Regions from separate parts of the Homo sapiens genome. Here region 1 is linked to region 2. Evidence: chromatin contacts called from ENCODE Hi-C or POLR2A ChIA-PET data. All regions are on one chromosome and are shown on one strand. The core of a region is the stretch at or near the end of the contact, and the rest is flanking DNA. Distances in the headings are between cores, read along the strand shown.

Region 1 (2,800 bases), core at 192-2,691, 110 kb before region 2:
GCAAGTGGTGTGGTCGCCGACTGGCCTAGGAAAGGCGATGTTTGCACACAAAGGAGGAAAGAAAATGGGGCAGCCAGGATTGGAGCATGGAAATGGCTTGGGGTCATGGATTAAAGTGGAGACTGTTCTCTGCTTCCCTACCCTCTGCTATTTGCCTCCAATTTCTGTAAGGGAAAGAGGTGAACTTAACAACCCTTTGTCCTAACAAACACCTGCCTTCCTACCCAGGCCAGGTCAAGAAGCTGTAAACGGCCTCCAGGTTGCATGCCTGAGTAGCCACACCTGGGGAGTAGGCACTGGTGGGAGTTGTGTGGGACATTGGGAACTGGAGAATTCGCTGTGGAAAAAAGGAGAACATTCTGATGCCTTTAAGTAATTTGAGATAGCTCTACTTTACATTCATTTTACCAAACCACCCTGCCTTCCTAGTTTGTGTCAGGTCTGAGTCTGGTCATGCCAGAGACAACGTCCCCGGGAGTGCCCCTGCAGCAAGCTTCACTGTGGTACAGCCCAGCTGTGTCCCTAAGGTGTCCTCCTTTCACATTTCCATGTATCAGATAAACACCCATTTTACTGTGGATTTACATCCTCATTGTGGCGACTTCATTGCTATTTGAAGGCATGTAGGCTTCATTTTTTTAATTCTGAAACTTACATTTTTTAACTTAGGAATTTGAACTCAACCTCAATTCTAAAATTCTTATAAGAGGCAAATGTGGACTGGCTGGCTGCTGATGTCTGTCCTGACAAAGGTAGGCGGTGTCTTCACTCATGTTTGGACACTAAGGTGAGCGCTATTTTCTTTATGACCTTTGGTGCTGAGGCTCTGCGGATTTATGATGATTGCTCAGCTGATCATCATACTATAAAGAGGGCTTACTAAAATTCACATTTGGCACTCTCTGTGGTGGTCGTATCGGGTGGCATGCATACTAAACTTGCTGGGCTATTCGTTTTGTGCGTGATAATTTGCACCTAAAATGCTGGTGGTGGTTTTCATAGCCTTTTAAAGGTTGCAGGGCCAGTTTGTCCTATCCATGACATGCTAAATACCACTTTCTCTTGAACTGAGCAGGAAATAATTATGTCGTTAGGGAAAAATATTAAGAGTGTGCTGTGTGAGTCGTTTCTCTTGGATTCATACTCTAGTCTACTGTCACTGATCGAGCACCATTTAATTTCCTAACAAGTTCTGATGAAGTCACTGGAATGTATCTGAAAGTAAAGTCCTGTAGTGACTTAAGGTATTGCAGACTTCATGTATTATGGCAGAGAAAAGTGCCTGTCCAATTCTCTGAATAAATGTTTGCCTTTCTCTTGATTTTCCTTTCAGTATCGGTCTTGCTGCTAAGCAGTCCTGATCCTCCCCCAAGTCAAGCTCACAGGGCTCTGGATAGGGCCGTGCTACCTAGGGAGGGTCCCCTGCATGGGCTGCTCCTCTTTTCTCCAGCACACCGCCTGTTGGTGCACAGAGTTGGAAATGCAGTAGACGTATCCATGTGTTCAGACTAGGTTAGAGAAGGCTCTCAAGGAGGATGAGTGATCAAGCACAGATAGAATTCAGAAGATGAAAGCAAAATAAAGAAAAAATTTTCCGTTATCTCAGAGCATGAGGCCTACTGGTTTTGAAGTAATTTAGTGCTGGTTAATTTCTAACTTGTCTATGAAAGGAAAGGAAAAGAGGTCTCCAAGTTTCTGAAGTTCTGAGGCAAGAGAAAAGTTCTAGTAATGGCCAAAATAAGAGTCAGATTTTCTGAGACTGATTTCTGTAATGTAAAGGATCATTTCACGTTTGCTTTGTTCTTAATAATGATGGATCTGGTTTTCCTGTTAATCATTTTTTTTGTTGTTTTTCTAGCAATCAAAAATTGGCTTGTCACAAAGTGTTACTTTTCTGATAGCACTTTTCTAAGTGTGAATAGGCCAAAGTAGTGGAGTGTCGATTCATGGATCAGCACTTAGAAAAAGTGTGTACCTGCACATGGGTGTGTTGCTGGCCCGCCATCGGCCCTTTTCCTCACTTGACCTGAACTTCTACCTCTGGTGATATGCCCTACATTTGCTCTTATTCGGGCTCCAAGGATCCTGGCACACACATTCAGAAATAGTTAATCATGCCATTATTTGTCTACCGATCTAGTAAAATATTAACTAATACTTACATCAGTACGTATTGAACTTTATCAGAATAGCAATAGAAGTTATTTTCTCATAGTATATTAATAACTATACATGTTTCACAAAAAATAAAACATTTTAAAGTTAGTTGCTAATATTCTGGTAACACAACATAAGAGGTACTTTTCTGCATAAATGAAGCAGGATACAGATTGTGATTTGGGGTATTTTGGGAGGTGGAAGGTGGCTGAATCCTCTGTTCAATTGTATTTGTGTCTCAGGCTCCAAAAATATCACTGTTTCAAATGCTTGCCTTTGGATTTTCACAGTCTTCTTTGGGACCTCCAGAAATTCAGCTACCCCTTAGAGGGTTAGCACCTAATAAGCAACCCAAAATAATTCTCAGGGCAGCATGAGAGATCTGGGGACCTGGTGGGGAAAATAAAGGATGTCAAGGACAGACCAAGACATGCACCCATGTGGCTCAGGAGCAGCCCAGGAGACGCGCCTGTGTGGCAAGACATGAGATGGCCCCTTTTCCGGGAGCTGGCAGTTCCCTCAGGGGCCCCAAAGTGAGCTCCTAGGAACCAACATGTAAGGTCCTTTTTAAAGGCCTAATATAGAAACAGTACTGTGTGGTGTTTTGATTTAAGGAAACATTTTGACAAGATCACTGAAAATA
Region 2 (2,700 bases), core at 188-2,687:
TCTGGTAATTGGTCAACTGGGACTGAGGGTTAGTGGGAAACCTGTGTGCCCCTACAGGCAGGAGGGGGACGGGGTGACCCTCTCCGGTGGCTCTCAGTCTGCCAGTGTCCCTGGACTGTTTCCAAGCCCAGGGTTCATCTGGGACAACTGGGCAGGGGGCTATCGCTGCAGCCAGCCCCTTCCTGGGTGTACTGATGAATCAGGCTTCCCTGGGGCTCTGGGGAGGGTGATACCCCTTGCCCTCCCCTTCCAGAGCCTTGTGCACTCCAGGTGCTCACCCTGGAGCTGCCTCCCTCCAGTCTTCCAGACTCAGGCTTAGCTGCCTCTCAGCAGCATTTCCCTTTGCCCACAGAGGCCTCCTCTCCTCTCCCAGCTGAGTGTTCACCACTCTTTATTTTATTTTAAACTTTGTTTGGGTTAAAGTGTTTTCTTTCCTCCCTGACCGTTTTTCTCATCTTCTGCTGCCTTTTCCTTCCAGTTGCGGGTTCTTAGGTTCTGAGCCTGGGAAGCTCAACAGTCCATCTGGTGTTTGTAGATGGCCTCAGGGGACCTGACGCATGTCCACATGCCCTTTGGAGCTGAGGGGTGGATAGGACACCTGGGGGCACACAGTCCCCCACCCCGTGCTGCTGGGACAGGACACACTGACCCGAGGCCCCTTCCGGCTTCCTGTGTGGCTCCTGGCCTGGCCATGGGAGTTATGAAATCAGAACTGGTGACTGCCACATGCCTGGGGCCTCAGCCACAGCCAAAACCTAAACCAAATGAAGTCAAATCCCCACCTTAACCCATCTGGAAACAAAAACAGTCCCAAAGAAGAGAGAGACGTGAGCCATTTTGGACAGGTGTGTGATTCTGAAATTGAGGGAATGAGCAAGAAACAGAAATGCGCTCACCAGACCAGTTGCTGCATCCACTGGGCAGTCTGGAGCCGTGTGTGTGTGTGTGTGTGTGTGTGTGTGTGTGTGTGTGTGACGCTGACGAAGAGTTTTGAAACACTGAACTGACAGGGACTTAGAGGTGGAACTGTGTGACCAAATGCTTTTAAAAACGATTAAACTAACTTTACAGAATTCATCCTGAGGAGGGAGAAATGGGCCCTGTTGTAAGGCTCTGGATGTGGGAATTAAAATGCAGGTACTGGCTTGGCCCAAGAGCTGAATGCACTCTTAAGGAAACTGAATCTTTGCCACAGTCGGCAAGCTCAACAGCGATGATTAAACATTTAATCAGACACATGATACTTTGTTGTGTGTTCATTGTGGCTACAGGAAAGGGTGCTGTAACAGATCTTTAAATAGCAAACCCGCGGCTAAATTTCACTTCATCCATCAAAGGCTGCTGCTATGCAATGACCTAATTTTAGCAGCTTATCAATCCCCCAGTGCTTGTTAGTTGATGTAACTTTGATCCTCTGATGCTAGATGACTTTTGTGCTGAATATAGCTAGAATTTAATATGAATCACTTGGATGGCTGCCCAGCTGAGCTCAACTGTATGAGAGAGAGAGAGAGAGAGAGAGAGAGAGAGAGAGAGAGAGAAATAGAGGATTCGGGCTACCGAGGTGAATAATAATATACACATAGGCTTCCTTTTTTTTCTGGGGCAATCAACTCCATATCTCTAGGCATGTATTTCAAGCACAATACCCTTGGACTTTTGCTTTATTTCTCCCTCCTAAACAATGAGACTCTTCTCCCGGCAAACATACATAGGAGGTAATAATAAGCTGCTACTGCCAAGATCTGATGACAGTGTCAATAATTGCAAGACATTTTAAATGAATTTTTTCTAAGCAAATCATTGCCTTTTGCAGTGAGCGTTTATTTCTACATAGGAAGAGAGGAGCTGAGATGTTACGAAGGAGCAGAGAATATCTTTAACAGCCCTCCTCCTCTTTCATTTTCTAAATTATTAGATTGTGCTTTTTTGGCTTTCCTACTGTCTGGCTTCTCATCTGAATTTTGAGATTTCCTTCCATCCTTCTGGCTCTTTGGCAGAACCACCTGTGTCCCAGGCATCCTTCCTGGACGGATGTGGCTGTTGCCTCACTCTTCTCCATTTGCCCTCATTGACATTATTTCTACCCATAAAATAGGGTCCTGTGGTTTATGTTCTTCATTTTCTGAACCTGGCAGGAAAGCTTCCTAGACAGGAGGCCTGGGCAGACACTGAAACACACCGGACTCCTGGATGGGCCTGGCCCCGGACAGCTTGCTGGGGTCTTGCCCACCCTGTCACTCCACCACTTTCTCATCCAAGTTGGGAGAGTCTTTTCATTTCCTCTAATTTCTCCTTCCAGGATTTAACCACTGCCTGCTTAAAACCTCCTCCACTGCAGATTGGGGGTGGGGGGGTTGGGAGGAAATACAGCTTAATCTGACTTGGCCACTGGTTAGCAGCTTGGTAGAGGAGGAAACAGGACTCCCCATCTCAGGGAAGTCTGTGGATCTCAGGGTATTTCATCTCCCTGGGATTCCTGTGCTATTATCTAGGGTGTCCTTTGAAGAAGCTGTCATGGTACAGGAGGCCTTTTCAATGGATATAAGATGCCTTAAGATCCTGAGAAGAAAGATTCCTTTAAAAAGAGATAATAAGCTTCTGTAATAAAATGTCCCAAATGAAATTTACTTTAAATACACACACTGTTCAAACTAGCTTCTAGGTAGCTTGAGAAATGGCAGTGCCACAGCAGCGGTC

What was found. Hi-C counts contacts between places; a loop is a spot of excess contacts on that map. ChIA-PET counts read pairs that join two places held with the same protein, here RNA polymerase II (POLR2A). Pooled maps may share reads with other maps.
Region 1: a loop to region 2 is called in a map of naive thymus-derived CD4-positive, alpha-beta T cell, with 4 times the contacts of the local background. The contact joins two enhancer-like sites. A Hi-C loop is called at or near these places in 1 of 168 maps with a recorded cell type or tissue (naive thymus-derived CD4-positive, alpha-beta T cell), 4 of 37 single-sample maps with no recorded cell type and 15 of 50 pooled maps. POLR2A ChIA-PET finds 5 or more read pairs at or near these places in 11 of 52 experiments (GM10248, HepG2, activated CD4-positive, alpha-beta T cell and 5 more).

Annotation. Positions count from the first base shown.
Region 1 is chr9:91,210,797-91,213,596 of GRCh38, reverse strand. No RefSeq gene overlaps it. Among named protein-coding and RNA genes, the nearest start is that of LINC02937, 49 kb to the right of the region's middle. Within about 2 kb of position 1,441, at least 6 of the 41 ENCODE cell types and tissues checked have a DNase peak (open chromatin) inside an H3K27ac peak, as active enhancers do.
Region 2 is chr9:91,098,973-91,101,672 of GRCh38, reverse strand. It overlaps LINC02937 (long intergenic non-protein coding RNA 2937), which reads left to right. Exons shown (of 6, transcript NR_184105.1): 4 at 1-4. Among named protein-coding and RNA genes, the nearest start is that of LINC00484, 19 kb to the left of the region's middle. Within about 2 kb of position 1,437, at least 21 of the 41 ENCODE cell types and tissues checked have a DNase peak (open chromatin) inside an H3K27ac peak, as active enhancers do.